2 separate regions of the Homo sapiens genome follow, and region 1 is linked to region 2. A link is an interaction called in ENCODE POLR2A ChIA-PET data of the cell type or tissue named here. Cell type or tissue: MCF 10A. All regions are shown on one strand. Each heading gives the region's core, and the rest is flanking DNA. Links, peaks and the distances in the headings are about the cores only.

What was found. Peaks named below come from ENCODE experiments on the same cell type or tissue, not always from the same donor. Only the 100,000 strongest peaks of a DNase experiment are listed, where the experiment ranks them.
Region 1: POLR2A ChIA-PET joins it to region 2 with 10 read pairs; 3 of 35 experiments call an interaction of 5 or more read pairs at or near these places.

Annotation. Positions count from the first base shown.
Region 1 is chr7:17,407,208-17,410,132 of GRCh38, reverse strand. All of the region lies in intron 1 of LINC02888 (long intergenic non-protein coding RNA 2888), which reads right to left. Among named protein-coding and RNA genes, the nearest start is that of LINC02888, 34 kb to the right of the region's middle. In MCF 10A, for the core only: no CTCF peak of the experiment used is centred there; a DNase peak (open chromatin) is centred at 1,442.
Region 2 is chr7:17,488,688-17,491,612 of GRCh38, reverse strand. The region is part of intron 1 of LINC02889 (long intergenic non-protein coding RNA 2889); the gene reads left to right. Among named protein-coding and RNA genes, the nearest start is that of LINC02889, 69 kb to the left of the region's middle. In MCF 10A, for the core only: no CTCF peak of the experiment used is centred there; a DNase peak (open chromatin) is centred at 1,402.

The DNA.
Region 1 (2,925 bases), core at 201-2,700, 82 kb after region 2:
TGTCTTTTTTTTTTTTATTTTCTGGAAGAGTTTATGTTAAATTGGAATATTTGCTCATTAAATATATTTAGCAGAATTTATTATAAAACTGTGGACTTCAGTTTTATGTGAAAAGATAGTTTAACTTCAATGTTTAACTAATTTCAATGATTCAGGACTGCACAGGTTTTCTAATTCTTTCATAAGTCAATTTTTGCAAAATATAACTTTCTAGAAATGTGCCCATTTTATCCAAGTTGTCATTATAATTAAAAGTTGTCTATAACATTCTGCTATCATTCTAGTCCTTCTGAAGTTGTTTTCTTGTGATTTGCCGATATTGTATCTATCCCTTTTTTCTTAATTTGTCAGAGACATCTAGATTTTAACTGCTTCAAAGAACAGAGGTAGTTTCATTAATTTTCCATATTCTTATGTTTTGTTAATTTTTGCTTTTATTTTTGTTATCTTCTTTTTCTGCTTTCTGGATTTATTTTTTCAATATTATTCTAAATCATTGATGATTACTTTATTAATTTTCATCCCTTCTGAAAGTCTATAAACTTCTCTCTGCACTATTTTATCTGTATTCCATGTTTTGATATATAGAATTTTTCATAATTGTTTAGTTCTAACGTTTTCTAATATCCATTTGAATGCTATTTTGATGTATTATTTAGAAGTTTGTTTTTAAATTTCTAAATATATGAGCTTTTTCATAATGTTTTCATCACTGGTTTTAAACTTTATTGTGATTAGAGAACGTGGCCCACATATTATGAAATATTTCTTTCATATTGGTTAACACTAGTTTTATAGTTTATTATGTGGCTCTTATATACTTATATGGTCAGTGTCACATGTGCTTAATTCTGTTGTCTCTAATTGTTTCATGCTTTATTCTACGTACAGCAATTAGTTCAAGTATGTTGTGGTCTTAACATTTTTTATGTATTACTGTTTTTTTGTGAGAAGATACGTTTTTGATTTTGTCTATTTAACTTCTGAATTGCCAAGCACTGTGTCTCAAAAGCACACACGATGATTCAGGAATCTCTGCTAATATTTACTATATACAATTTTGAATTGTGAAATTTGGTAGATGGTAATTTAGAGAGTTACTCTGTCATTATGTAGTCATCCTCTAACTCGAATTATGCTTTTTTACTTGAAGGTCTATTTTATCTGATAATAATATAGCCACAATATATTTTTTTACCCTTTTATTTAAAAATGTTTTGTGTCTTTAAGATTGCTGATGTATTTTGATTAATTCCTACCATCTTATTTTGTACTTTCCTTTCCAGCTTAATACAGTTTATAATTAATCTGTGTCTATTTGCACTTCCTACAAGGACTTTAGCATGCTTTAACTCTGAGCATGACCTTTCTGACTTAGTCTTGTTTTTGTTTCTCCAATTTCTCTGCGGTGAGCACGCCCTAAAGTGACCTCCTATGAGTCACGCCCTTGCACAATTTTCTCTGCTTAAGTGCGGACAGAACCTGTGCCCTGCTTCTAACCAATGAAATACGGCAAAGACAATGGGACATCACTCCCTTAAGTTATTTTATATGATAGAAGTGATAGGATGCCACTTTAATAATTACTTATCATATACATCCTGGAGAGAAATCCTTTTGGTGGCTTGAAGAAAATAGCTGTCATACTGTGAGAAGGTCTATGGGATGGGGTGGCCTGCCTGCAGCTGACAGCTAGCAAAAAGTCTGGGCCCTCAGTGTAGAGCTTAAAGGAAATTAATTCTGCTAACAACCTGAATGAGCTTGGAAGTGGATTCTTCCTCAGTGGCCATCCAGGTGAGAACACAGGCTGTGAGACCAGATCAGGGAACCCAATTAAACTGTGCCCAGACTCATGACACATGGAAACTTAAGGTCAATAAATTTGTATTGTTTTAAGCCACTAAATTTGTGGTACTTTGTTACACAGCAATAAAAAATTAATATACTCTAAAATTAGACATTATTATTGAGTATTATATTTAACATTTGTTTAGATTTACTCACATTTACCACTTTATTTTCGCTCACCCTTTCTTCTTGAACTCAGTTTTTCTGAAAGCATTTTCCTTATTTCTGAAATATATATTTTAGAAGCTCCTGTAGGGAAAAGATGTTTGTGAGGACTCTCTTGATCTTTTTTAATCTAAAAATGACATACAATTTTACAATTCTAGATATGTAGCTATAAGCATTTTTTCATGGATTTAATATGATCTCACAGTTTACTGGTTTCCATTGTTGTTGTTTAGAATTCAGCTATCACTGTAAATATTTCTTTGGAGGCAATGTTTTTCTCTCTGGATTTTTAAAAGTTCTTTTTCACTGGTGTTCTACAGTTCAGTGAAGACTGGGATTTGTTTTGCTTTCTAAATCTGAAGATTCATGTCATCTGGAATTCTGGAATTGCTCAGACATTTTCCCTCTGAAATTATCTCTCTTTCATTTCTCTGATATTTCTTTGTGGAATTCTGATTTGGATATATGTTGTATCTTACAAATATTTTTTATGTCTCTCTACTGCTTTTATACTCCCTCTGTTTCTCTGTGTTCTGTTAGAGCCAACTACTTCAGCTTTATAGTCTAGGTTTGTCATTCTATCTTCAGTCATGTCTAATAGGCTAAGCAGTATACCTATTGAATTTTTAATTTTAAGTACTGTAATTTTCATTTCTGAATGTCCTATTTTTAGTTTTTATTAGAACTGCCTAGTCATCTTTATAGTCACTTCTTCCTCATTCATGTATGTGACTTTCTTTTCCAACTTTATTCTTTTTCTTTAACTTTAAATACCAGTTTTGTAGTATAAATGTAACTAGTTCATTATCTAGGGCTGATTCTCTTGTTTATTGTTTCTACTGAAATTGACTCCTATTTCTTCTTTCATTTTGTAATTTTAGATTCTGGGATAATGTTGGGACTTTATAA
Region 2 (2,925 bases), core at 174-2,673:
TTAAAAAATAAAGGAGAAATGTATCTGAATTTACATATCCTTGTTCAAATATTTATTCATTGCTTCTACACACATTCACTGAGAGCCTAAAATATGCCAGGTACAGCAAGCATTTGTTACTTAGGGAGTGGACAACACTTTAATTAGGGCTTCGAGCATCAGAAATCCAAATTTTAAAAATGTTCTCTTAATTTTTGCATCTTCTTGTCCTTGGTACTTGTGTGGACATAATTGCCTTTGGTATGCCAAGGTGCAAAAGTGATAAATTAGCTCAATTAGGCCACATCTTGCAATGATGTACTTTACCTTCTATCAGCTATTTGGGTAACTCTGATATATTTGCTGCATTTTCAATTACATACACTTTTTCTTCCTCATCTTGGTTGTAGTCTTAAGGTCTGTATCCTTCAGATAATACATTTCATTTGTTTCATACGTTACATAGAATTACAGTAGATGTCTCCTAGGTTTTTTATTGGCTTTGTGTGATGCTTAGCTTCTCAAATGGAATAGATAACGTAAGCCCTAATAAGCCCTTGTGAAGATTTTAGCGCCAATCTAAACGGTAGAAATCAAGGTTCCTGTTACTTTGAGTCCTTCTAAGAATTTCAGATACCTTTTATGTTTTCTAGCAGAGCTGAGAAACCTCAAGCGTTAGAAGATTTGAGGTGTGGCTCTTTCAGAGAGAAAATTTTGAAAATCTAGGTTGATGTTCCCAAAAGCTCCTAACATAAAAATACAGGCTTGACCTACACTGTGATAGCAAAACTCTAAAATTATCAAGTCCACTTCTTCAAAGGAATACATGTGGAAATATTAATTGTCATAAGAAGGTGAACAATCTTTTATAATATAAACAGTAAAGATAAGCTGTTAAGTACTCGTGATACATTGGTCCATACCTTTATGAAGGAATCCATAATTTTGAACAACATTAGACTTTGGGGGGCTGGGGACATTACATAGCAGCACATACATAAGCTCATTGTAGCTAATATATGCTAAATGTTATATAAGCTTATGTAAGCTAAGTTTTCAGGTGAAATTTAGTAGATAGCTTGTATGGTGAGTAGAAGGTGAGACACCTGGATGGAGGCGGAGGATAGGCCAGGAAAAAGAATTGAAAAAAATTATTGAACTATAATTTAGAGTATTACATTTTACCTAGTAATGCACTTGTACACCTCATACTTATCTGTATAGCTGAAACAAAAGTAATGATATGTATTCTATGTCGGATGCTTTCTGGTATTTTCAATTCTATTGCATAACATTAAATAAACACTGTATCCATCATAGAGATTTCACAAAAAGATAGTAGTAAAAAACTTCAGTTGGAAAGGCACTGAACTTGAAGGCGGTAGTGGGGACAAGCCTGGACAGGTGTAGAGGGAAAGGACAGTCAGTCTAGGGCAAATAGGATGAGGCTTGTGAGGCAATTTAAGTAGGTACTTACTCAACTTCTTAACACACCAACCCTTCACTTGCGACCTGCGAGTGAGTGCCTCCTTAAATTTTACTCCTTTGCAATTCACTGCATGCCCTAATCTCAGCTCTGAAGACCTTCCTTATAGGGACATACCCATTTCGTTCTGGCAGAAAAATGACATCAGAACCAGGAAGATAAGTGAGTTCAGAAAGAAAAATAGAGCAAAGATTTTTAGGGCAAACAGCAGGTAGAAAAAAATCACCCAATAAACCAGTTTGCAGCACAGTATTCCAGGGGGCAGATCCAAGTTAGAAAAGTCCAAGCAAAGAGGAGAGCTACAAAAACAAGAGGCTTAACCTAGAAAGGCTGGATGTTGCCAGTGCCAGTGATCTTCTGGCTGGGATGAAGCACTTCTGTTCCAGGGGCAGTAGTTTGGTTAGAGATTATGTTTTGTCGTATGTATTCCGAAACCCAATAACAGTGGCTTAAACAGAGGCTTATTTTTGTCAAGTAGCATCAAGTCTAGGGGTGGACAGTATAAGGCTGATACAGCTGCTTTACGGACCCTACCAAGGACTCAGGCTTCTTGTTCCATCATCCTTAGCATGGACCTTCGTCATCACAGATGCAATTTGGCCACGCCACCCCTAGCCTCACACATTCCAATAGTGGAAAGAGGAATAATAATAAGAGGAGGAAGAAAAGGAGAAAGCAACAAGAAGGGGACAGAAAAGACTACTTTCCTAGAAACCCTCAGCTGAATTCATCTTGGGTCTTCTTGGTCAGAATTATGTCATATGGCCATTCCTAGCTGCAAATAAGGATGAAGGATGTTGTTTTTTTAAACTGGGTACATTGCTGTCTCCCTCCCTTCACTAAATGCTGGAATTCTGGTAGCAAAAAAGGAAGAATGGATATGTAACTTGTATTGTTGGCCATATACAAGAGGAACTAATCCCAGAATGACCAACCCATGCAGAGCAGTTAATTGAGAACACCTGCTAGTGGAGGAAATAGGTGTTTGCATTGCCATTTTACACCTAAGAATGCTGAGGCTCAGAGGGTAAGCAAAGGGCAGGGCTCAGATAGAAACTCCAGTCTGTTTGACACTAAAGCCAGATTTTTTTTTTTTTTTTTTTGACACCGTGATACTCTCCAAGGGTAAGTCAGCATATATCAGTTCCTCTTTCCCAAGTTGTTATCTGCTGGCTCATTTGGCCAAATTTTCTTTTCAGAATAAGAGATAAAAACATCCATGAGTCTGTAGCTAACAGAGAGAGAGGAGGGCATCATGTTGGGAAAAATAACTCATCAGATTAATTATCCTGAAACTTAGATTCTAGAGAAAAGGGAGGCAAGAAAGAATGTCCCAGTGTTGCCACCTTTCTGGAGGTTAAGGAACCAGTGTGTCTGTTTCAGAATATTTGGGGAAGTTCAGTGCCAACCCCTGGGCAACAGCGTTTGTCCTATGTGATCCATGGATTAGGTAGATCAGA